Linked DNA regions of Homo sapiens: region 1 is linked to region 2. Evidence: read pairs that join two places in POLR2A ChIA-PET (ENCODE). Cell type or tissue: endothelial cell of umbilical vein. All regions are shown on one strand. Each heading gives the region's core, and the rest is flanking DNA. Links, peaks and the distances in the headings are about the cores only.

Region 1 (12,178 bases), core at 3,599-8,598, 980 kb after region 2:
GATCCACTGTGCCCAGCCAAAAGTTAAATTTATCTAAGAGAAAATGCCTATCATTTTAAACTCATTACTCCCAAACTTTTCTGCACATTACAATCACTTGGAAATCTTCTTAAAATTCCAAAAGCCAGGCCACCCAGACCAATTACATACACTACAATCTCTAGGGATGGGACATAGGCACCAATGTGTTTTTTGAAGCTCTCCTGGAGGTTCCAATGGGCAGGTAAGTCGGGGACCCCCACTCTAATCAGCATTCACTGAGCTGATAAGCTGCAGCGTAAAACGGGAGCAGACATCCCCACTCGGCCATCATTCCTTTAAGTCCAAAGCTACGAAACACACCTGGCGTGAGAAGCAAAGATCCGTCGGGAGTGAAACTCAGTCTACGGAAGAAAGACTTCATGCTGTCGTCGTGAAACATCCGGTAGCTTCTTGCCTGTCGCACACAAAATTTATTTTTATTATTTTTTTTGTTTGTTTTCTACACACAAAGCTTAAACATTTTTCCAAATCTTTACACTCACAAATAAACGCTTCCCAACTGCTATATGTGCCTATGGTTTTCTTTACATAGTGTCATTTATTGTTGACATAATCATAAATGAAACTGAAACACATTACAAATCAAATAATTGTACAACACTGCAAGGGTAAACATTCATGAAAACTGACCACACATTTTTGTTAGGTAAAGCTATATGTATATATGTGTGTTTTATGTGGTTCTAAAATTATTTTTAAAAACTCTTAAGAACACAAACCACAGGGTCAATAGTGGCATGTCTGGGGCCTGAGACTGGCAGACAGTGGGAAGATGACCAGGAGACCTCTGCTTTCTATCTGTGTGGATTCATTAGAATTTCCAACTGAATGCACTCTTTAGATACAGAGTCTCGCTCTGTCACCCAGGCTAGAGTGCAGTGGCGCAATCATAGGTCGCTGTAACCTAGAACTTCTGGGCTCAAAGCAATCCTCCCGTCTCAGCCTCCTGGGACTACAGGCACATGCCACCACATCCAGCTATTAACAAATGCACCCTTTAAAAAAAGAAAATAGTGGATTATTAAACTGGTAATCATTAATCTTTTAAAACAACATTTCTTTAACACCTGTCTGGGACAGTTTTTACTACTATTTATAAACATCAAGCATTTGCCAGACATGGTGGCTCACACCTGTAATCCCAGCACTTTGGGAGGCCAAGGCGGGCGGATCACTTGAGTCCAGGAGTACGAGACCAGCCTGGCCAACATAGCAAAACCCCATCTCTACTAAAAATACAAAAATTATCTAAGTGTGGTGGCACACGCCTGTAATCCCAGCTTCTCGGGAGGCTGAGGCAGGAGAACCGCTTGAACCCAGGAAGCAAAGGTTGCAGTGAGCCAAGATCGTGCCACTGCACTCCAGCCTGGGTGACAGAGCCAGACACTGTCTCAACAAACAAACAAGCATTTAATTCTTAAGAACACAAGGAAGCCGGCATTACTATTCATATATATATATATGTAATAGATATATTTTTATATATATAAAATATATAATATAAAAATATATATTATATATAATATAAAAATATATATTATGTATAATATAAAATATATATTATGTATAATATAAAAATATATATTATGTATAATATAAAAATATATATTATGTATAATATAAAAATATATATTATGTATAATATAAAAATATATATTATGTATAATATAAAAATATATATTATGTATAATATAAAAATATATATTATGTATAATATAAAAATATATATTATGTATAATATAAAAATATATATTATGTATAATATAAAAATATATATTATGTATAATATAAAAATATATTATATATAATATAAATATATAACATATTAAAGTATATATTATATATAATATATACAAAAACATATATATACACATATTTTTTTTTGAGCCAGAGTTTCGCTCTTGTTGCCCAGGCTGGAGTGCAATGGCGCAATCTCGGCTCACCGCAAACTCCACCTCCCAGGTTCCAGTGATCCTCGTGCCTCAGCCACCGGAGTAGCTGGGACTACAGGCATGCGCCACTATGCCCAGCAAATTTCTGTATTTCTAGTAGAGACAGGGTTTCACCATGTTAGCCAGGCTAGTCTCGAACTCCTGACCTCAGGTGATCTGCCCACCTCTGCCTTCCAAAGTGCTGGGATTACAGGCTGAGCCACCGCACCCGGGAAGCATTACTATTCTTACTTCACAGGTGTGACCTCTCAGTGCCTGTCAGCGCCCAGCCCACACTGCCTTACCCTGGTTCCTTGGATGCATTTGCACCATGTCCCCGTGTGAAGCCAGTAACCAGCTTGCTCCCCGCACCTCGCTGCCTGCCTCGGTAGCCTTGATTCCTTTACAAAAAGGGTCCTATTTTCATTTGCCAATTATTTGAAAGTCAAAATCCTTCCTATTCCTAAATACCAGTGTTTTGGCTGGGTCTCTGCTGTCTGCTAGCAAAACTCTCTACCTACCTGCCAAGATAGTAAACTGCCTGCTGCCAGACAGATCCAACGCTCGACCTGCCTGTCTTCTGTTGCCTCGTGTAGGGATCTTCCCAGATCAGTAGTGACCAGCCCTTGCTATACCTGAGAATCATGGAGGCCCTGCTTACCTCCAGCCAAGTGAATCACGCCACTCAGGTTGGGGCCAAGGCATCCATATTTTTATTTTTATTTTATTTTTATTTATTTATTTATTTTGAGACTGAGTTTCGCTCTTGTCACCCAGGCTGGAGTGCAATGGTGTGATTTCAGCTCACTGCAACCTCCACCTCCCAGGTTCAAGCAATTCTCCTGCCTCAGCCTCCTGAATAGCTGGGATCACATGCATGCACCCGGCTAATTTTATATTTTTTGTAGAGACAGGGTTTCACCATGTTGGCCAGGCCAGTCCCAAACTCCTGACCTCAGGTGATCCACCTGCCTCAGCCTCCCAAAGTGCTAGGATTACAGGCATGAGCCATCATGCCCAGCCTTATTTCATTTTATTTTTGAAATCGAGTCTCGCTCTGTCGCCCAGGCTAGAGTGCAGTGGCATGATCTCCGCTCACGGCTAAGACCTCCGCCTCCCAGGTTCAGGTGATTCTCATGCCTCAGCCTCCCGAGTAGCTGGGATTACAGGCATGCACCACCACAGCTGGCTAATTTTTGCAATTCATTGAGATGGGGTTTGGCCATGTTGGCCAGGCTGGTCTCAAACTCCTGACCTCAAGTGATCCGCCCACCTCAGTCTCCCAAAGTGCTGGGATTCCAGTCATGAGCCACGGCGCCCGGCCAGCACCCATATTTGTAATTCTTCCCAGGTGATTCCACCGTGCAACCAGGGTTGAAAACCACTGTCCTGTCCTCCATCAGTGGCTCTACCCTGGTCTCCAGATGTCCCCATTTCCATACAGACTAGCCCACCACAGTAACTGAGCCTTGACTGTCCAAAAGGAAGCCTTATTGTAGTTCTGGAATCGGCTCTTTGTGGCCAGTGATTTGGCTGCAAGGGTATGGGAGGAGCTCATGACTTCCTAAGTCTCAGTTAAAGCGCTGCTGAAAAAGAATGGCAAAATATTTTATACCTCTCCTTCAGCCCCTATTCCAGACAGCATCTTCGAAACATTGAAAGCCACACGCTTCTTCTGTATACTGTATACTCGCAGCACCCTGAAGAAAGAACATGTCTGATTTACCACTTCTAGTAAATGAATTATGCTTCACACAGAAACAACTTATTACCAACAGCCTATTACCACCGCAACAGTTTTCAGCCTGCAAAAGCTTTTACCAATGATATTCACAACTGGGTAATTAAGAAGGAAGCAAGTATTAACAACCTAAAGGATATTACAGGCCGGGCGCGGTAGCTCACGCCTGTAATCCCGACACTTTGGGAGGCAGAGGCGGGTGAATCACTTGAGGTCAGGAGTTCGAGACCAGCCTGGCCAACATGGTGAAACCCCATCTCTACCAAAAATACAAAAAATTAGCCGGGCGTGGTGGTGGGCGCCTGTAATCCCTGCTACTCGGGAGGCTGAGGCAGAAGAATCACTTGAACCCGGGAGGCAGAGGTTGCAGTGCTGAGATTGTGGCACTGCACTCCAGCCTGGGCAACAGAGCGAGATTCTGTCTCAAAAAAAAAAAAAAAAAATTGGTAAGTCACATTACTCCCACTAGCTAATCAGATTGTTTTACTGATGACTGTCTGAATAAAACACACTTGTCAGAAAATAAATGGCATTTAGAATACAACAGAAGATTCTATGAAAAATAAACACTAACTCCTCCCTACCACTTTTATTCCAAGGCCATCTTATATTCAATTTGTTTTATTTAAAAGTAGTCAGATAAATATTCAAAAGGACTATTAAGTAATATAGGAGGCACTCCTCATTTTTTCTAACTCTTTGTTCCAACAATACAATTAAATGCAATTATGCCAGTAAACACGACAACAAGACTTCTTTTCAGAAAGCACAAAAATAGTTTATTTTTATATCCATTTAAATGGAGTCATTAAAATAACTGGGCTGGGCGAGGTGGCTCACGCCTGTAATCCCAGCACTTTGGGAGGCCAACGCAGGCAGGTCACCTGAGGTCAGGAGTTTGAGACCAGCATCGTCAATACGGTGAAACTCTGTCTCTACTAAAAATACAAAAATTAGCCAGGCATGGTGGTACACACTTGCAATCCCAGCTACTCAGGAGGATGAGGCAGGAGAATCGCTTGAACCTAGGAGGTGGAGGTTACAGTATGCCGAGATCGCACCACTGCATTCCAGCCAGAGTGACAGAGTGAGATTCTGTCTCAAAAAACAATTTAAAAAAAATAAAAATAAAAATCACCGTAGCACACCTGTAATCTTAGCACTTTGGGTGGCCAAGGCAGACAGATGGCTTGAGCTCAACAGTTCGCGACCAGCCTGGGCAACATGGCAAAATCCCATCTTTACAAAAAAATATAAAAATTAGCCGGGTGTGGTGGTGCACACCCGTAGTCCCAATTACTTGGGGGGCTGAAGCATGAGGATTGCTCGAGCCCAGGAGGTCAAAGCTGCAGTGAGCTGTGATTGCACCACTGCACTCCAGCCTGGGTGACAGAGTAAGCCCCTCTCTCAAAAAAAAAAAAAAATAGTAATAATAATAAAGATTTACTAAGTTCAGGGCGGGGCATGGTGGCTCATGCCTGTAATCCCAGCACATTGGCCAAGGCAGGCAGATCATTTGAGGTTAGGAGTTTGAGAACAGCTTGACCAACGTGGTGAAACCCTGTCTCTACTAAAAACACAAAAATTAACCGGGCATGGTGGCATGTGCCTGTAATCCCAGCTAATAGGGAAGCTGAGACAGGAGAATCGCTTGAAACCAGGAGGCAGAGGTTGCAGTGAGCTGAGATTGTGAGATTGCGCCACAACACCTGCCTGGGTGACAGAGTGAGACTGTGTCTAAAAAAAAAAAAAAAAAAAAAGATTTACTAAGTACAAACTTCGTGTAAGGCACTTGTCCTAATTAATTTCCAATTTCTGATTATGTTGTAAGAATGAGTATGAAAACAAGAACAAAAGAATCAAAGTTAGACTATGATAAATCTTGGCTAAGTTACGATAAATACCTCTCTTCAGAAAATTCCAAGTAAATACAAAGAAATTCCAAGTAAATGCCAAAGCTGAATTTACCTGTCACAGCTCAGAGTAGCAACATATTGACCCAAAGGGTCCCAGGTTACTCCTTGGACATAACTTTTATGTTCATTAAAAATTGATATCTTTTGTCCTACAAAAAAAACACACACACACGCACCAAAACAGCATTACCAAAACCTGTTTGAGCCCAAATAGTATAAACTATGACTTAAATATTATTCCCTTTACCACGCATCACTCAGCAGGCAGTAAGTGAGAGACTCTGTACTAAAACCCTGTGTCAGGCTCTGGGGTCACAAAGATGACTTCATGCAGTCCCCACCCTCAGGGAGCCCACAGATCAGACAGACCCATCAACAAGCAAGGATCACACATGTGGACCGGGGGAGGGGAGCTGACAGCACAGGGCGGAGGGTCTGAGAAGATCTAAGTTCAGTTCCCCAGGTCAGGCAGGATGAAGAGGGGATGAAGGGTGGAAGAAGGTATTGTCAGGGAATCCCTGGGTTAAAACAGCTTAGCGAAGTGAATATGGAGCAGGGAGAGGTAGCTGAGAACTGCTAATGGGTACAGAGGAGGGCCAAGAACAGAAGATAAGGAGGAAAGGAGAAGTATTACAGAGACCTTGTGTGTAAGGAAAAGGCTGTGAATTCAAGCTGAGAAGCTGTCTGCATTTTAAAGGTGAAACAGGTTTAGAAGATGACAAAGAGGGTCACTAGTTAGGAGGTGACCGAGTAGACCAGGAGAGAGATGAGGAGGGCCCAGAGCAGACAATGCGAACAGGGATGGAAAAGGGACTTCGGGGAAAATATTTAGCACACAGAGATCGCCTGCATAAAAAGACAAGAGAGTTATGAAGCCTTGGCCATTCCTTTTTTTTTTTCTTTTTTTTTTGAGACAGGGTGTGGTTCTGTTGCCCAGGCTGGAGTGCAGTGGCGCCGTCAGAGCTCACTGCAGCCTCAACTTCCCAGGCTCAAGAGACTTAGCAGCCCTAGTAGCTGGGACTATAGGCATGTACTACCACACCCAGCTAATTTTTGTATTTTTTTGGTAGAGAGAGGGTTTTGCCATGTTGCCCATGCTGGTCTTGAATTCCTAGGCTTGAGCAATCCTCCCAAAGTGCTGGGATTACAGGCCTGAGCCACTGTGCCTGACAAGTCATTCTTTTTTTTTTTTTTTTTTTTTTTTTGAGGTTTTTGGTGAGGTTCAGTAACAACCCATCACACTTATGATAAAACCTAAAATCCTGGCCAGTCGCAATGGCTCATGCCTGTAATCCCAGCACTTTGGGAGGCCGACGCAGGCAGATCGCTTCAAGTCAGGAGTTTGGGACCAGCCTGGCCAACATGGGCAAACCCCATCTCTTCTAAAAATACAAAAATTAGCTGGGAGTGGTGGCGGGCGCCTGTAATCCCAGCTACCTTGAGGGCTGAGGCAGGAGAATTGTTGAACCCGGGAGGCAGAGGTTGCAGTGAGCTGAGATCGCACCACTGCACTCCATCCTGGGGAACTGAGGGAGACTCCATCTAAAATAAAAAAAAAAACCACACAAAACAAGACAGAACGGAGGATGGAGGATGGCTTGGCTGGACAGCATGGTACTAAAAAGAGCAAAAATTTTTATAGACTGGATGAGAACTGGGCTGACACAGTGCTGCGGTGGCAGCCAACAACAACTGCCCTACCCAGGTACTTGAGTTGTAGAATTGGCAGGAAGAGGTTTGGGAGAAAACAAAGTTTGAGTAAAGGATGGCAGGGGATAAAAATGATTAGGAGTTAGCCATACTTGCTTTTGGCATTTCACAGCTATTTTCACACCACTATAACTTTTCACATGTCCACTGTCTCCCCAACTAGAGAACAGAATGTCCCTGGCTTTCCTTGATCTTCTAAAATGGAAACCTGATCCCACCTACCCCATCAACTAGCATGCAATGCCCTATAAATTATAAGTGACTTGTTAATCTTCCCGAGATCCTAACCTCCATAAAGGCAGGGCCCGGGCCTGTCATCTTATCTGCTGGCCCCACCATGTGGGATTTGCCTGGCTTCAGCATCAGTAACTTGCAGCACCAGTGCTAAGCCTCTTACCCTCTGACAATCCATAGCATATGGGACTAACCCCTATCCTGTTGAGCCAACCACCTACTTTAGTTCACTAAAACAATTTTTTGTGTTGCTTTTAAAGTTAAAGCAAGTAGGCCGGGTGTGGTGGCTCATGCCTGTAATCCCAGCACTTTGGGAGGCCGAGGCGGGTGGATCACCTGAGGTCAAGAGATAGAGACCAGACTGGCCAACGGTGAAACCCCGTCTCTGTTAATGATACAAAAATTAGCCAGGTGTGGTGGCAGACACCTGTAGTCCAGCTACTCAGGATGCTGAGGCAGGAGAATCGCTTGAACCCGGGAGGTGGAGATTTCAGTGAGCTAAGATTGTGACATTGCACTCCAACCTGGACAAGAGCGAAACTCCGTCTCCAAAAAAATAAAAATAAAAAATAAAGTTAAGGTAAGTTAGGGCCAGGGGCAGTGGTTCATGCCTGTAATCCCAGCACTTTGGGAGGCTGAGGCGGGCAGATCACCTGAGGTTAGGAGTTTGAGACCAGCCTGGCCAACATGATGAAACCCGTCTCTACTAAAAATACAAAAATTAACTGGGTGTGGTGGTGCATGCCTGTAGTCCCAGCTACTTGGGAGACTGAGGCAGGAGGATCGCTTGAATCTAGGAGGCAGAGGTTGCAGTGAACCAAGATCGCACCACTGCACTCCAGCCTGGGCGGCAGAGTGAGATCCTGTCTCAAAAAAAAAAAAAAAAAAAGTTAAAGCAAGTTAGACTTTTAGGCTTTTATAGATGCTTAGAATATTTCTTCCTGCTAATAACAAAAATATATCATTTACCTTTGCTGACATCCCATATGATGGCTGTGTTATCCACAGAGGCAGAAGCCATTAAATTCCCATCAGTTGCCCAGCAAATATCATACACATCTTCTAAGTGGCCCCTAGAATCCAAAAACAAAGAGGAAAAAAGCAATTACTCCCCAGGTATAGCAGCTTACCCCTGTAATCCCAGCACTTTGGGAGGCCAAGGTAGACAGACTGCCTGTGGTCAGGAGTTCAAGGCCAGCCTGGCTAACACAGTAAAATCCCATCTCTACTCAAAATACAAAAATCAGCCAGGTGCTGTGGCTCACGCCTGTAATCCCAGCACTTTGGGAGGCCGAGGCAGGCAGATCACAAGGTCGGGAGATCGAGACCATCCTGGCCAACATGGTGAAACCACGTCTCTACTAAAATACAAAAAATTAGCCAGGCGTGGTGGTGCACACCTGCAGACCCAGCTACTCAGGAGGGTGAGGGAGGGGAATCACTTGAACCTGGGAGGCAGAGATTGCAGTGAGCCAAGATCGCGCCACTACACTCCAGCCTGGCGACAGAGTGAGACTCCATCTCAAAAAAAAAAAAAAATTAGCCAAAAAAAAAATAGCCAGGTGTGGTGGCGCACACCTGTAGTCCCTGCTACTTGGGGGCTGAGGCAGGAGAATCCCCTGAACCCAGCAGGCAGAGATTGCAGTGAGCCAAGATCATGCCACTGCACTCCAGCCTGCGCAACAGAGTGAGACTCTGACTCTAAACAAAACAAAACAAAAAGCAATTATTAACTCAAAAACGGACAAGTTATCAAAAATATAAGGACAATCTCCAGAACTAAGCATTAAAATGAGATTCCAAAATTTCCACTGGCACTATATTAGCTATAGCTATAAAAAACTACTTTCAAGGATAGCTATATCTGACCGGTCGCAGTGGCTCACGCCTGTAATCCCAGCACTTTGGGAGGCCGAGGTGGGCGGATCACCTGAGGTTGGGAGTTTGAGACTAGCCTGACCAACATGGAGAAACCCCGTCTCTACTAAAAATACAAAAAAATTAGCTGGGCATAGTGGTGCAGGCCTGTAATCCCAGCTACTCGGGAGGCTGAGGTAGGAGAATCGCTTGAACCCAGGAGGCAGAGGTTGCGGTGAGCCGAGATCATGCCATTGCACTCCAGCCTGGGCAACAAGAGCAAAACTCCATCTAAAAAAAAAAAAAAAAAAAAAAAGGATAGCTGTATCTTTAAAATTGAATACTTTTTACTAAGAAAAATGTATAGCCGAAACTAAGAAAATCCATTTTAATTATGCTTTCATCCTTTAAAACTATTGTCTTAGGACTGTTTCATATAAATAAAACTTCTAAATTAGACCAGCCTGGGCAACATAGTGAGACCCTGTCTCCACAGAAATTTAAAAATCCTCTCCCTCTCCCTCTCCCTCCACCGTCTCCCTCTCCCTCTCCCGCTCTCTCCACAGTCTCCCTCTGATGCCAAGCCGAGGCTGGACGGTACTGCCGCCATCTCGGCTCACTGCAACCTCCCTGCCTGATTCTCCTGCCTCAGCCTGCCGAGTGCCTGGGATTGCAGGCGCACGCCGCCACGCCTGTCTGGTTTTCGTATTTTTTTGGTGGAGATGGGGTTTCGCTGTGTTGGCCGGGCTGGTCTCCAGCTCCTAATCGCGAGTGATCTGCCAGCCTCAGCCTCCCGAGGTGCCGGGATTGCAGACAGAGTCTCACTCACTCAGTGCTCAATGTTGCCCAGGCTGGAGGGCACTGGCGTGGTCTCCGCTCGCTACAACCTCCACCTCCCAGCCGCCTGCCTTGGCCTCCCAAAGTGCTGAGATTGCAGCCTCTGCCCGGCCGCCACCCCGTCTAGGAAGTGAGTAGCGTCTCTGCCCGGCCGCCCATCGTCTGAGATGTGGGGAGCGCCTCTGCCCCGCCGCCCTGTCTGGGAGGTGAGGAGCGTCTCTGCCCGGCCGCCCCGTCTGAGAAGTGAGGAGCCCCTCCGCCCGGCAGCCGCCCCGTCTGGGAAGAGAGGAGCCCCTCCGCCCAGCAGCCGCCCCGTCTGGGAAGAGAGGAGCATCTCTGCCCGGCAGCTGCCCCGTCCAGGAGGTGGGGGGCAGCCCCCGCCCGGCCAGCTGCCCCGTCCGGGAGGTGGGGGGCGCCTCTGCCCGGCCGCCCTGTCTGGGAAGTGAGGAGCCCCTCTACCCGGCCGCCACCCCGTCTGGGAGGTGTACCCAACAGCTCACTGAGAACGGGCCATGATGACGATGGCGGTTTTGTCGAATAGAAAAAGGGGAAATGTGGGGAAAAGATAGAGAAATCAGATTGTTGCTGTGTCTGTGTAGAAAGAGGTAGACATAGGAGACTCCATTTTGTTCTGTACTAAGAAAAATTCTTCTGCCTTGGGATGCTGCTAATCTATAACCTTACCCCCAACCCCCTGCTCTCTGAAACATGTGCTGTGTCAACTCAGGGTTAAATGGATTAAGGACGGTACAAGATGTGCTTTGTTAAACAGATGCTTGAAGGCAGCATGCTCCTTCAGAGTCATCACCACTCCCTAATCTCAAGTACCCAGGGACACAAACACTGCGGAAGGCCACTGGGTCCTCTGCCTAGGAAAACCAGAGACCCTTGTTCACTTGTTTATCTGCTGACCTTCCCTCCACTATTGTCCTATGACCCTGCCAAATCCCCCTCTCCGAGAAACACCCAAGAATGATCAATAAATACTAAAAAAAAAAAAAAAAAAAAAAAAAAAAAATTTAAAAATCAGCAGGGCATGGTAGCATGCACCTGTAGTCCCAGCTATTTGGGAGGTGAGAGGATCACTTGAGCCCGGGAAGTCAAGGCTGCAGGGTACTGTGATCACAGTACAGCACTCCAGCCTGGGCGACAATGAGACCCTATCTCAAAAGAAAAGAAAAAAAAAGTCAAAAGGTATATTCCATTTAATGCACTCATCGTAAACAGAGATCACTGCCATGGTCCCTCCCAAGTTACCGCAGAGTCTTCACAACCGTCCAGTTCTCCTTGTTCAGCTGGGCCTCGTCCTCATCCTGAAAAGCGATCTGCTCCGGCTCCTTGTTATCATTCACCTTCCACAATAGGATGACAGCATCTGCAGGGTGATTCAGTAACAGTGATCCACGCTTCACCCACACTCCTTCATATTAGGATTTTTATTTTCATTTTTTTTTTTTTTTTTGAGACGGAGTCTCACCCTGTCGCCCAGGCTGGAGTGCAGTGGCGCAATCTTGGCTCACTGCAACCTCTGCCTCCCAGGACCATCCTGGCTAACTGTCTCTACTAAAAATACAAAAAAATTAGCTGCATGTCAGGATTTTTAGGGTATTAAAACAACATTTATGTTGTTCAGTGGACACTATGGCCAGGATGATTTACTTCCAAGCATTTCAACAGGGAAAGTAGGCAAATTGCCTTCTGAGCTAAAACTCCAAAATCAAATTCATAACAGATCAGAGCTATACAAAATCACCTTAAACAGAAGGGTCCCTAGGCCAGCAAATGCCACTGCAAAATGACTGGCTACATTAATAAATCTGAAGGCATAACCTATAAATAGCTGAATAGAAAAACAAAACAGCAAAGAACCCTCAGTGCAAGGGTTGGCAAATGTTCCTAGCTCAGAAACC
Region 2 (12,178 bases), core at 3,124-8,123:
TGTTTGAATCCAGAAATACTCACTTTGGTCTGTTGGAAATTAAAGTATAATTAAGAATATTTTTAAGGTTTTCCCATCTGTCTTCCACTTTTCACCTCTTCGTATTCCCTCATGCCTATACATTACATCTAGAATGGTCCTGCCTTCCAAACCCTCCTTCTTACAGTGTCACCTCCCTCCAACCCACAGATCTGTCCTAATCCCTGCTGAAAAACCCTCAATCGCCCCAAATTCATATCTTTATAATATTAAGACTCAACCCCACTCTCATGTCCACAAGTGTCCCCTTCACTCCCTGAGCATACCAAACTCACTCTCCCTCCCTCTCTCCCTCATCTGATGCTCCAGGGATATGACTCTGTCATTCTTCAAAGTCACCTTCATTTCCCACCACCACCCATTGCCCACATGACTTCCTCCAATAGACTGTCAAGTCCTCAGGTTCCACCATAAAAAGCCCATCCATCCACTCTTCAAGATCGAGACCCAGTCCCATCTCCACAATGCACACTCGAATCCCCATAATTGTCTTACTTCCTGTGCTCTTCTAGCTCTCCACATGTCAACCCCTCTAACTGTTAACGGCCATGGTCTTATCTGTGTTCAAGTTTTCCTGTATTGACACACCTATCTCAACATTAAAAGCAGATGTAACCAAACCTTATTCACTTTTATAATCAAAAGCTTCTACCACGACTCATATCTCATACAGAGGACATGCAAATGTTCACTCAATTGAAGAAGAACAAGAGCCCCCTTTTCTGTAGGCATTTACAATTTATCAAAACATCAGTTATTCAATCAACAGAGTAACGAAATAAAGGGAACCCAAAAAATACTTTTGTTTTGTTTTTCGAGATGGAGTTTCGCTCTTGTTGCCCAGGCTGGAGTGCAATGGCGTGATCTCCGGCTCACCACCACGTCCGCCTCCCAGGTTCAAGCAATTCTCCTGCCTCAGCCTCCCCAGTAGCTGGGATTACAGGCATGTACCACCACACCCGGCTGATTTTGTATTTTTAGTAGAGACAGGGTTTCTCCATGTCGGTCAGGGTCGTCTCAAACTCCCAACCTCAGGTGATCAGCCCACCTCGGCCTCCCAAATTGCTGGGATTACAGGTGTGAGAAACCATGCCTGGCCCCCAGGAAATACTTTAACTATAACATACATCTGATGAAGAATGAATTATTTTGTTATTTAAAATAAAAATCTTATAGTACAACTTAAGGTGTTCAAACTCAGTCATAATTAAAGAAATGCAAATCCAAACAACTAGACATCATTATTCACCTATTACATTCACAAAAATCTAAGGTAACAACAGTGTTGGTGAGATTTGAGAAACTATACACTCTCAGACACTGCTGGTGAAAGCATAAACTACTGCTACTTTTCTGGAAGACAATATGGCAACATATATTCAAATATCCATATACCTGGTGAACCAGCCACTTTCCTTATAAATAGACATCCTATGGCCAATACTCACAGAACACAACTATACATGCAAGGAAGTACGCACCAGCATTGTTTAAAAGAGCAAAAATATGAACTTAAATGTCCTTTAATGCAGTCTGACTAAACAGAGGTACAACCATAGAACAGAATACTTTCCGACCATTAAGAACAATAGAGGCTGGGCAGTGTCTCACAGCTGCACTGTGAGAGGACAAGACAGGAGGATCACTGAGGCCAGGAGTTCAAGACCAGCCTAGGCAACATAGCAAGACTATGTCTCAACAAAAAATTTAAAAATTAGCTGGGTGTGGTGGTGTACACCTATAATCTCAGCTACTCAGGAGGCTAAGGTGAGAGGATCGCTTGAACCCAGGAGGTCAAGGCTGCAGTGAACTATGATCATGCCACTGCACTTCAGCCTCAGTGACAGCGAGACTCTGTCCCAAATTTTAAAAAATGGGAGCTCTGTGAGCTGACATGGAAATATTTCTAACATAGGTCAAGTAAAAAAAAATGCGGGGCACGGTGGCTCAAGCCTGTAATCCCAGCACTTTGGGAGGCCGAGGTAAGCGGATCACGAGGTCAGGAGATGGAGACCACCCTGACTAACATGGTGAAACCCCATCTCTACTAAAAATACGAAAAATTAGCCGGGCGTGGTGGCAGGGGCCTGTAGTCCCAGCTACTCGGGAGGCTGAGATAGGAGAATGGCGTAAACCCAGGAGGCGGAGCTTGCAGTGAGCCGAGATTGCGCCACTGCACTCCAGCCTTGGGGAAAGAGCGAGACTCCGTCTCAAAAACTAACTAAATAAATAAAAAGCTTAAGTTGCAAAACTGTGTGTTTAGTATGTCTGATCCCATTTGGTTTGGATTTTAAATACACAGACACTGTGTACATACACACACACACACCTGTCTATGCACTTAAAAATAATGGAATCATACATAGTTTTCTAACACAATACATACTAAAAGTATAATATATATAATTGTGTGTGTATATATACACATGCATACATTTCTGGTAGGAAAAACTGAACAGTTATTATTATGGAACATGAGAAGGGGGAAATGATCTGCTATCATTCCACAGAGCTTGTTTTTTTAAACTATATACTACTTGTGGATCTCTTTAAAAACTAGAATATCCTAGATGATCAGAACCGTACCTTATATGTTTGATAACACTGCTCAAATACGGGCCCTAACAAATAAGACAGTAAGAAAACAGGGACACTCCCTCTAGTCCAGTAGTTAATCAAGCGCAGGGTCCTAGGCAGAATTACCCACAGTGCCATTACCAACACTCTCAGTGATAGGAAGCCATCGAAGCAAGCTAACACTACCAACCTCTGGCCACCAGAGAATACTCACATGAACCTTCCCATGACCATACCACAAGGTGATATTTCTTAAACATACCCTTAAAAAAAAAATTGAGACGAAGTCTCACTCTGTCGCAGTGGCACGATCTCAGCCCACTGCAACGTCCGCTTCCAGGGTTCCAACAATTATCCTGCCTCTGCCTCCCAAGTACCTGGGACTACAGACACTCACTACTGCACCTGGCTAATTTCTGTATCTGTAGTAGAGATGGGGGTTTCACCATTTTAGCCAGGCTGGTCTCGAACTCCTGACCTCGTGATCCACTCGCCTTGGCCTCCCAAAGTGCTGCGATTACAGGCATGAGCCACTGCGCCTGGCCTAAACATACCCTTCATTTTTCTCAGTAAAGGGCACATGGACTGTGTTCTTCCCTCCTTTCCAAAACATTCTTAGTGCAGGCATCATTCTGATTTCTGGACTGACACCTGCACTAAGCAGCTGTTCTCCCCTTTGACCACTCCCAGTGGAACTCCTCCCAGCACTCAGACTCTCTCTTCTCTCTGCCAAGCCATTCTGTCATTCTGTTCTTCATCTCCTCGTCTGCTTGTGGGGCCTGCGGTTTCAGGTTTATATTGGTATAGGAAGAGGGGGGCTTGGCGGGCCAAAAGGCAACTTTTGGGTGCAAAAACAGGCATGCCTGTTCCAATTTAGGGCTATGGGTTTTCAGGCTAGATCTAATAATAATAACTGATACAAATAAAGTGTTAACCTCATAACAGGTAAAGAATATTCCTCCAGGGCTGGGTGTGGTGGCTCACACCTATAATCTCAACACTTCGGGAGGCCAAGGTCAGGAGTTGGAGACCAGTCTGACCAACATAGTGAAATCCCGTCTCTACTAAAAATAACAAAAAATTAGTCGGGTATGTGACAGGCACCTGTAATTCCAGCTACTCGGGAGGCTGAGGCAGGAGAATTGCTGGAACCCGGAAGGCGGAGGTTGCAGTGAGCCGAAATTGTGCCACTGCACTCCAGCCTGGGTGACAAAAGTGAAACTCCATCTCAAAAAAAAAAAAAAAAAAAAAAAGTAATATTCCTCTAGGAATATTCTAATTTTAAAATTTTAAACTAGAGAATTCCAGATTTTATCTTAATCTAATGAAATGAATTCCAACAGTGAAAATTACAAGCAACCTAAAAGGAAAGTAGTAATTTGAGGACAAGAACTACCTTTGTTCCTTCTAATCATGTCAAGTAAGTAGCTGCCTATACATCTATTCTAATGCTGTATATACATTGCCCACAATAGTGCTGATACTAACAAAACCTTACTTAAAACCTTCAGCTTTTCACCTTTAAATATTCACTTAACCTTTAAACATTCACTTGAGTATTTAAATATTCACATTATTTTTCTATAGGGCAAAAAGGACAACTGGGCCAACCATTCACTAGACATAAGCTCCCACATTAAAAGCCACATACTTACTTTAAGATGATAACTATTCCTATAAAATCCCACTGCACTCTGTACACCTTGTCCTTTATTCCCTCTTCTGTAGAAAGAACAAAGAACGAAGAGTCAGGAAAAACAATGCTAGTCCCAGGCCTGCTTATTCTGAGGCACTGATTAGTCACTCAGCTTCTCTGCACCCACTTCCTTCTCTAATATGTGAGAAATGAACTTTATTGGTGTTTCTCAAAATGTTCCTACTGCATCAGGATTACCTGGAGTCCTTAAGAAAACAGATTCCAGCTAGGCCCAGTGGCTCAAGCCTGTAATCCCAGCACTTTGGGAGGCCAAGGCAGGCGGATCACGAGGTCAGGAGATTGAGACCATCCTGGCTAACACAGTGAAACCCCGTCTCTACTAAAAATACAAAAAAATTAGCCAGGCGTGGTGACAGGCGCCTGTGGTCCCAGCTACTTGGGAGGCTGAGGCACAAGAATGGCGTGAACCCAGGAGGCGGAGCTTGCAGTAAACCGAGATCGCACCACTGTACTCCAGCCTGGGCGACAGAGCGAGACTCTGTCTCAAAAAAAAAGAAAGCAGATTCCAGAGCATCACTCTAAACCTACAGAAAGAGAGGCATCTGAGCTTGGAAATCTCTTAACTTTGACAAGTTCTCCAGAAGACTGTTTGGGAACCATTAGTTTTCCCAAGTCTGTACTAGAGCTAATAATATTTCATAGTTTAAGGGAATCTTAGATATTTATATTTCTCTTTTTTCAAATCCACAGGAATTCAAGAGGAACATACTAGATAGTAAATGTACGTTTAAATATCTCTGCTATCATCCTTCTTGCAGTGTTCGGTGACTCAAATCTTTATGACATCCTGACAACATGCGAGTGTTATTGTAGCATTGTTTGCTGAGGGTATGAGCAAGAAGACATTCAGTTGGTCCAGTGGACTATTAACACTAAATGCAAAAGCTCAGATTTCAAATATTGCTTACGTGATACAAGCACAGCAATCAAGAACCATGTTTCTATCAGAAAATAAAGCGTCAGTAAAATAACTGTTATTAGACCCAAAATCCCTTCACTACTAAAAGTATAGCTACATTTTTCTAATCTGACCACTTACTTATATTTTGCATAACGGTCTATTTGAATTCACATACCATAGTTTAAAAAATTAATGATTAAATACAGAAAATAAACTTATTAACTAATGCAATCCATTGTATTTTCAAAGTCTATTTCTGGAAGCTTCTCCCAAAACATTTTGAAGTGTAACAGGCAATGTTTAATCATCCCCCATTCTCCCCTTCTTCAGTAGACCCAAATTTTCAGCCAAATAGTCACCTATCAAAGACCACATATCCCAGACTCCTTTGTATCTAAACATGGCCACATGACTAAGTTATGACCAATAGGGTATGAAGAAAAATCATGTATGCAACTTCCAGGTTTGTCTTTAAAGGGATGGAATGTGCCTTCCCAAAATCCTATTCCTGGACTGTGGATGTAGTGAGAAACTGCCTTGTACTATGAAGAAAATGGTAAGCACAGGAAAGCAACAAGACAGAAGGAACCAAGCTCCCTCACATCGTGGTGCCACCATATCAGCCTTAGATAAGTTATACTGTTGTTTTATGAAGGAAAAATAAATTTCTCGTTTAAGCCACTGTATTTAGTCAGAAACAGGCCCATCTACATTCTAACTGGTACATATAAGAAAGCTTAAATTTATCGTAACTCTTAAATATTAGCTACCAACCAACTCAGCAAAGCTAAAATTCTATACTCTTAAGTCACAATAGAGCTTCCTACTGAATAACCCCATTACTGAGATTATTGCTACTGTGCCATTTTATATTTATATGGCATTTTACACTTCAGCACTTCATTATAGTGTCTCATTTCACATTCTCAAAATCCTGGGCAGGGCAGCCGGTGCTATCTATATCTGGCATACAGGATACTGAAGCGAGGAGAAGCTGTTTTGCCCAAGATGACATGGCTAAGGAGTGGTAGTCAGGAAGGATTCAACATACAGGTTCCGCATTCTATCATTCTATGAATCTAAACCCCCTATGTGCCAGGCACTGGAGTTACAGCCATGATCAAGAAAAACTTCTTCCTGTCCAAATGGACTTTAAAATTTAATGGAGAAATTAAATTTACAATTATATTAAATGAAATTTAATGAACAATTATATATAAGAACATATATGAATAATCATATTTGCAGTAAGGGTTGCAAAGAAAAACAAATGGTCCTGCTTGGCCAAAAAAAAGAATGCATGGCCAAGGAAGACTACCTGGTTTGGGGAAGGCCTCTCTGAAGAAAATATTTATGCTAGGATCACAGAATGAGCATGAATGAAGATGAGGAGAGAAAAAAGGAGGAGAAAGAAATCCATGAAGAAATGTACATGCATTATCTCAATTTTCACAAGATTCCTATGCTAATTACTATCAACCTCATTTTACAGATGAGGGAACTGATGTTTGGTGAAATCACTGTACCTAAAGTCACACAGCCAACAGAACCTGTTGAGACTCAGATCAGCCAGATTCTGGAGCCTCTGTTCATGGTTTCATGGGCAGGGGATCTTTCCACAGTATCATGCTGCCTCAACTGCTGTCTATAACTGGATAGCAAGCAGACAGACAGATGTCACAGTTCAAACCTTTTTTTTTTTTTTTGAGACAGTGCTCCACTCTGTCACCCAGGCTGGAGTGCAGTGACACAATCTCAGCTCACTGCAACCCCCCACCTCCCAGGCTCAACTGATCCTCCCACCTCAGTCTCCTGAGTAGCCTGGACTACAGGTGGCACTAACACACCTGTTTTTTTTTTGTTTTGTTTTGTTTTTTGAGACAGGGTTTCACCATGTTGCCCAGGCTGGTTTCGAACTCCTGGCCTCAAGTGATCCGCCCACCCTGGCCTCCCAAAGTGCTGAGATTACAGGTGTGAGCCACCACGCCAGGCCTCAAGCATCTTTTTACCCAAATACATGGGTGCCAAGATGCAAGCCTTAACCATACATGTCCATAACATTTTACGGACATGCAAAAGCTTTTGTGAAAAACCCAGAAGAGAAAATGCATAGCTCTGGTAGAAGAACCAACTGCCAAGATGTCGAAATGGCTCTATATTATCAAATAATATAGATAATGATAATACGGAAAAGCTTTTTGTGAAAGCTTTTTTAAAAATTAAAAAATCAAATCTTGTCATTGGAAATGTTATACACTCAAGAAAAATTAGGGGGTTATTTAATGAACAGGGATGTTATTTAAAATAGAGTTGATGCTGAAAGCCAGTTTCATTCTATGTTAAGCCAGTTCACTGGGCCCCCCCCAAAAATCAATTAAAACAAACTTTTCTAACATGGGGAGATAAAACAAGAATATTCACTGACAAGAACAAAGACACATTTTAAGCTATTACTCACTATGTATCAGATATGAGCATCTGCCCCAAACCAAAAAAAAATTATGTAACTTGTCAAAACCTAGTTTTAACAGTAATACAAACTTTTAAATATCGCTTTCTAGAAGAGAAGATACATAGCTCTGGTATAAGAACCAATTGCCAAGACACCAAAATGGTTCTACATTAGCAAAACATATATGCCCAAAAGAAACCACACCATTTCACGTGTTCAACGTAGGGTATTATCACCAATAAACAATTCTCACTCGTTTTAGTACTCTGGAAGTAGGATTTCAAAGCAAAAGCTTAACTTTTTAAATACCTAGCTGGCTTACGCAGTGCAATATTTCCAAATCATTTTGTTTCCATATAAAAAAATAATAATCAAACTAAGGCTGCTGGTAGCCAGTATTAACAAATAAGATCTTTCTTCAATTACCCAATATGAACGAACCTTCAATGATTATTTTAGTCACATGAAGTCTACATTTCACTTTCAAACACTCTATGGTAAACTTTACAACTCTAGCTTAAAATTGTAGCACTGACATAAGGCAAGATTTCAAAAAGCTTTCTTCATTTGGGAGCAACTGAGGAGAAATTTTAGGTAATTTAATATAATTTGCTGATTTTTCCAAGTAATTAAACACAAATTTTAACTCTCCAAACTTTTTAATCCAAAGTTGAGCAAGCTTTGGGTCATAAATTACCACCTCTCTAGCCATCAGAAAATTGCCCAACAGTCAAGATAACATCTGGTAAAAAGTCTTTTAAAAGGCAAAACCACCATATATACATAAGGTGCTATTACACTGGTCACACAATTCACTTTCACAGAGCAAACTGTTAGTATCAAGTTTCAGGAAACATTACTAATAGTTTCACGTAATATCTTTACTTCTAAATCGAAAATAGACGAACATATATGGAGGTAAAATCACCAAAACACTCAACAGAAAGTAAAGATTCTTGGTTCAGTTTAAATAACTGCTTATGATTACTACAAAATAAGACTAACACAACTTTGGGGATGAGGAACTAAATTCTTGATAAAGACTTTCTGGAAGTTTTTGGGTTTTGCTGGGTTTAGATAAGTTTTTTCTTGGGGAGGGGTGAAACTGCTTCCTGTGTGTGTACAGGAAACGTGAAAGCCTTCTCAAATATGAGGAAAGCTAATGCCAAAGCAAAGACAAACTGGCACACGCCTAATCACAAATACCAAGAAAGTCACAAGTGAAGCCCACTCTTCTACTAATCTTGTGTTCAGTGGCACAAGATTATAAGGCAATTCCCTTCTCGCCTATAATACAGTTAATTCTATCCACATTTTCTTCTCATAACTAGATACTTGTCAACCATAAACAGACACACGAAAACACCTCAGGGCAGCCTAAATTTCCAAGCTATTTCTTAAAAAAAAAAAAAAGGTTTTCAAGTGAAAACAAAGATTCAATCCAAATTAACACTTCGTGTAGTTACAAAACAAAATGCATGCCAAAGGTCACTGTATACCATGTTTATAACAAGGTATCTTGAATTTTCCTTTTGCAGATAGTCATAGCCCTCTAAAAACCTAATGTAAATTACCTAAATACATTGTTGCAGTTACCTAGGCCTCTCCACCCCCATATCTTTAAGTCATAAACAGTAACTCTCCATAAGTAACACGAAGGAGCAAACATCAGACAATATTTTGGAGGGGAAAAAAAATTTAACAAATGGTCGTTTTTACTGTCCACATTCCCTAACAAGACATTACACTAATATGGAATGTTTTAAATTATCTTAAATGTTACTGCCTCTAAAAAACTGGACTTATTTTTAGATATCTTGCACACAATAATGTGTTAAGTTTCTAATAGGTTCCACCAAAATATTGTTAAAAGGTTTAAGAGATGATCTTATACTTAGATCTCAAAACAAAGATCTCACTAGGTCATTTAGTCCATTTCCCACCCCTACCAATAATTACCATTCATTCAGGTCTATTCCTTCAAATATTTTTTCAACACCCACCAGGTAAAAAGGAGTGTGCCTTCATGGCGCAAACACAAGGGGTGACCCTTCCTCCTGCAATAATCTCTGAGCTTATGCCTCTCGAGGTAAAAATGAACTTTTTACAAGAGAACTTTTTACTAGTCTTAACAAGAGAACTAGGTGTAGACATTGACAGAAATCCTTAACTTTCTGGCATGGTTTGAAGTATAAATAAATTTGGACAGCTACCATAAACACCACTGCTATACCAGGGAAAATCCTCCAAAGTACTGGGATACCTGAAGTATGCGTAAAAAATCTTGACTATAATCAAGTAAGCTTTTTTCATAACCAGTTTCTTTGAAATGATCTTCTGCAGCTTAAAACCTTAACACATGAAACTTTAGTTCTGGTCTCACATTTTTAAAAGTCTACTTGAAAACAATATTATCCTAAAGTAACTGATCAAGACATGAGAAATTAAACAACACAAAAGCTAAAGGTAATTCCCCTGAGTTATTAAAACACCTCAAAATCAAAATGCTAAATATATTCATTAATACTTTGGACACATAAACTATAAAAGGGTCACAGAGGAACCCTTAAGCATTCAAAGAATAACTAAAAATAACTTTACACAAAACTTTCTTATGACTCATCAATACTCAAAAAATGACTATAATCAAAATTGTTTGAAGTACAAAACACATCAAGGAATATCTTTAATTCCTTTCATTCAAAAATTGACTACATAGTTTTCTTGGGGGGGGAAAGGCCTGAAAAGTTTATTAACAGGCCTCATCACCATTACCTTACCTTTTGGCCTCGGCAAGCCACAAAGGTAATTCCACGCTAAAAACCTTACGGGGACACATCTCTAGGTTAGAACCCTGAGTCATTAAACACGAATCACTCCAAAATTTGCCAGTATTTCTAATAATGAGTTACACCCTAATGATTCACAACTCCAGACTGGCTACAGCCTTCTGGCTCCTGGAGTCCCAGCTGTATGACCTTAGACCAGTCAGTGCCCCTCTCCAGACTCACTCTCCTCATCTATAAAATGGGAACAGTTCCTACCGGCTGGGCAAGCTGGTCGATCCACTGAAAACCCTAAAAACAGAGCCTGGCACTTGTGAAAACAACGTTCTAAGGCGTATTTTCTGACAATTTGGGCGGAATTCAAGAACCAAATGGTGCTAGCATTCCTGCGCTGTGCCCAGATTATGGGATTCGTGTCACCTAGGGTTGGGCGAAAGGCACAGGCAAGTAACCAGAGTCACTGACTCACTAATTTTACCATTTTTAACTATTTCAGATTAGGGAGGAGCCTTTCGCCAAGTACTGAGCTACTCAGCAGCTTTGGTGGCTCCGAAGCGAGAGTGGGTTTGTGCCTATAAATAGACTGGTGAAGTTTTGTGGCGATACACAGGTATCTATTCTAATTCACCTCTCCTCAGCCACCAACTCCCCCGGCTGCCGGGCAGGTCATCCCTCCACCCCGAGCCGCCGGGGACACTCGCGCTCCCCGCCCAACTTCGGAGGCCAGTGAGTGCCCCTCGCTCCAGCGCGGACCCCCAGGGCCGCCGAGGCAGCGGCTCCCGACCTTCGCCGGCGCCCGGCCCGGCCCGGCCCCGCCGTCCTCGCCCACCCGGCAGCCGGCCCCATTTTCTTAACCCGTGCATTGTCCTTGCGAATCACCCCGGCGGTTCCCACACTGGTGGGGACCGAGAGGAGGGACGAGGGAGGAGCTGGGGGAAGAGGATGAGGAGGAAGAGGAGGAGGAGGAGGAGGAAGACAACCTCCACCCCTTCGCTCGGGCGGCCAGTGAAGGTCTGGCGCTGTCTACGGCCCCCCAGGCCCCGGCTCCCGGGAGGCCGCGGCCCCCGCTCCCACCCTCCGCAACTTTCCCTCCGCTCGCGCCCGCCGCTCCTCCGGGACCCGGCCTGAGGCTCCCTCCCCCGGCGGCCGGCCCTGGGCCCGCGGCGCCTCCTCCTAAAATGGCAGGTCCCTCCCTCCGCCCGGCCGGCCTCGGCTCCGGCCCGGCTGCGGGCCGCCGGGGGAGCCGAGCGCCAGGCCGGGCGGGGCCGCGGCCGGGCCGGACACTCACCGGGACGATGGCGGGGCGCTCGCGCCGCTTCCTCCGGTGAGTCTCAGCCTCGGGCTCCCGCGCCGCGCTCCCGCCGCGGCCTCCGCAGCCAGCGCCGCCCCGGCAGCCTCTCTCCGCCCCCGGCGCTCCGGCTCCTGGCCGCGCCGCAGCCTGCTCAGTCTCTCCTCGGCTCGCGGTTCCAGCGGCGCCCGGGGCCGGGGAGGCGACAGCCCCCTCCCCGGCAAATACCGCAGTCCCCGGGCCCCGATTCCAGGCGGCGGGGCCGCACGGCCGGCCCGGCGCAGAGGGCGGCGTCGGCGAGGCCGGGCGCCGAGCGGCGGCTGCTGCCGGCGGCTTCTTCCCGAGGAGGATTTTGTAAATCTCACAAAATGGCGCGCGCTCCGAACCTGCGCAGCGAGAAGCGCCGGGGCCCGGGCGG

What was found. ChIA-PET counts read pairs that join two places held together with the same protein. Peaks named below come from ENCODE experiments on the same cell type or tissue, not always from the same donor. Only the 100,000 strongest peaks of a DNase experiment are listed, where the experiment ranks them.
Region 1: POLR2A ChIA-PET joins it to region 2 with 5 read pairs; 2 of 35 experiments call an interaction of 5 or more read pairs at or near these places.

What each region holds. Positions count from the first base shown.
Region 1 is chr21:36,391,016-36,403,193 of GRCh38, reverse strand. CHAF1B (chromatin assembly factor 1 subunit B) reads right to left here. Exons shown (of 14, transcript NM_005441.3): 4 at 11,526-11,643; 5 at 8,544-8,647; 6 at 5,683-5,779; 7 at 3,589-3,673; 8 at 343-436. Among named protein-coding and RNA genes, the nearest start is that of CHAF1B, 12 kb to the right of the region's middle. In endothelial cell of umbilical vein, for the core only: no CTCF peak of the experiment used is centred there; no DNase peak of the experiment used is centred there.
Region 2 is chr21:37,367,211-37,379,388 of GRCh38, reverse strand. DYRK1A (dual specificity tyrosine phosphorylation regulated kinase 1A) reads right to left here. Exons shown (of 12, transcript NM_001347721.2): 1 at 11,761-12,178. Among named protein-coding and RNA genes, the nearest start is that of DYRK1A, 6.5 kb to the right of the region's middle. RefSeq lists silencers at 11,114-11,393, 11,504-11,643, 11,884-11,963, 12,154-12,178 and an enhancer at 11,306-12,178. In endothelial cell of umbilical vein, for the core only: no CTCF peak of the experiment used is centred there; DNase peaks (open chromatin) are centred at 4,388 and 5,138; H3K27ac peaks cover 2,758 bases.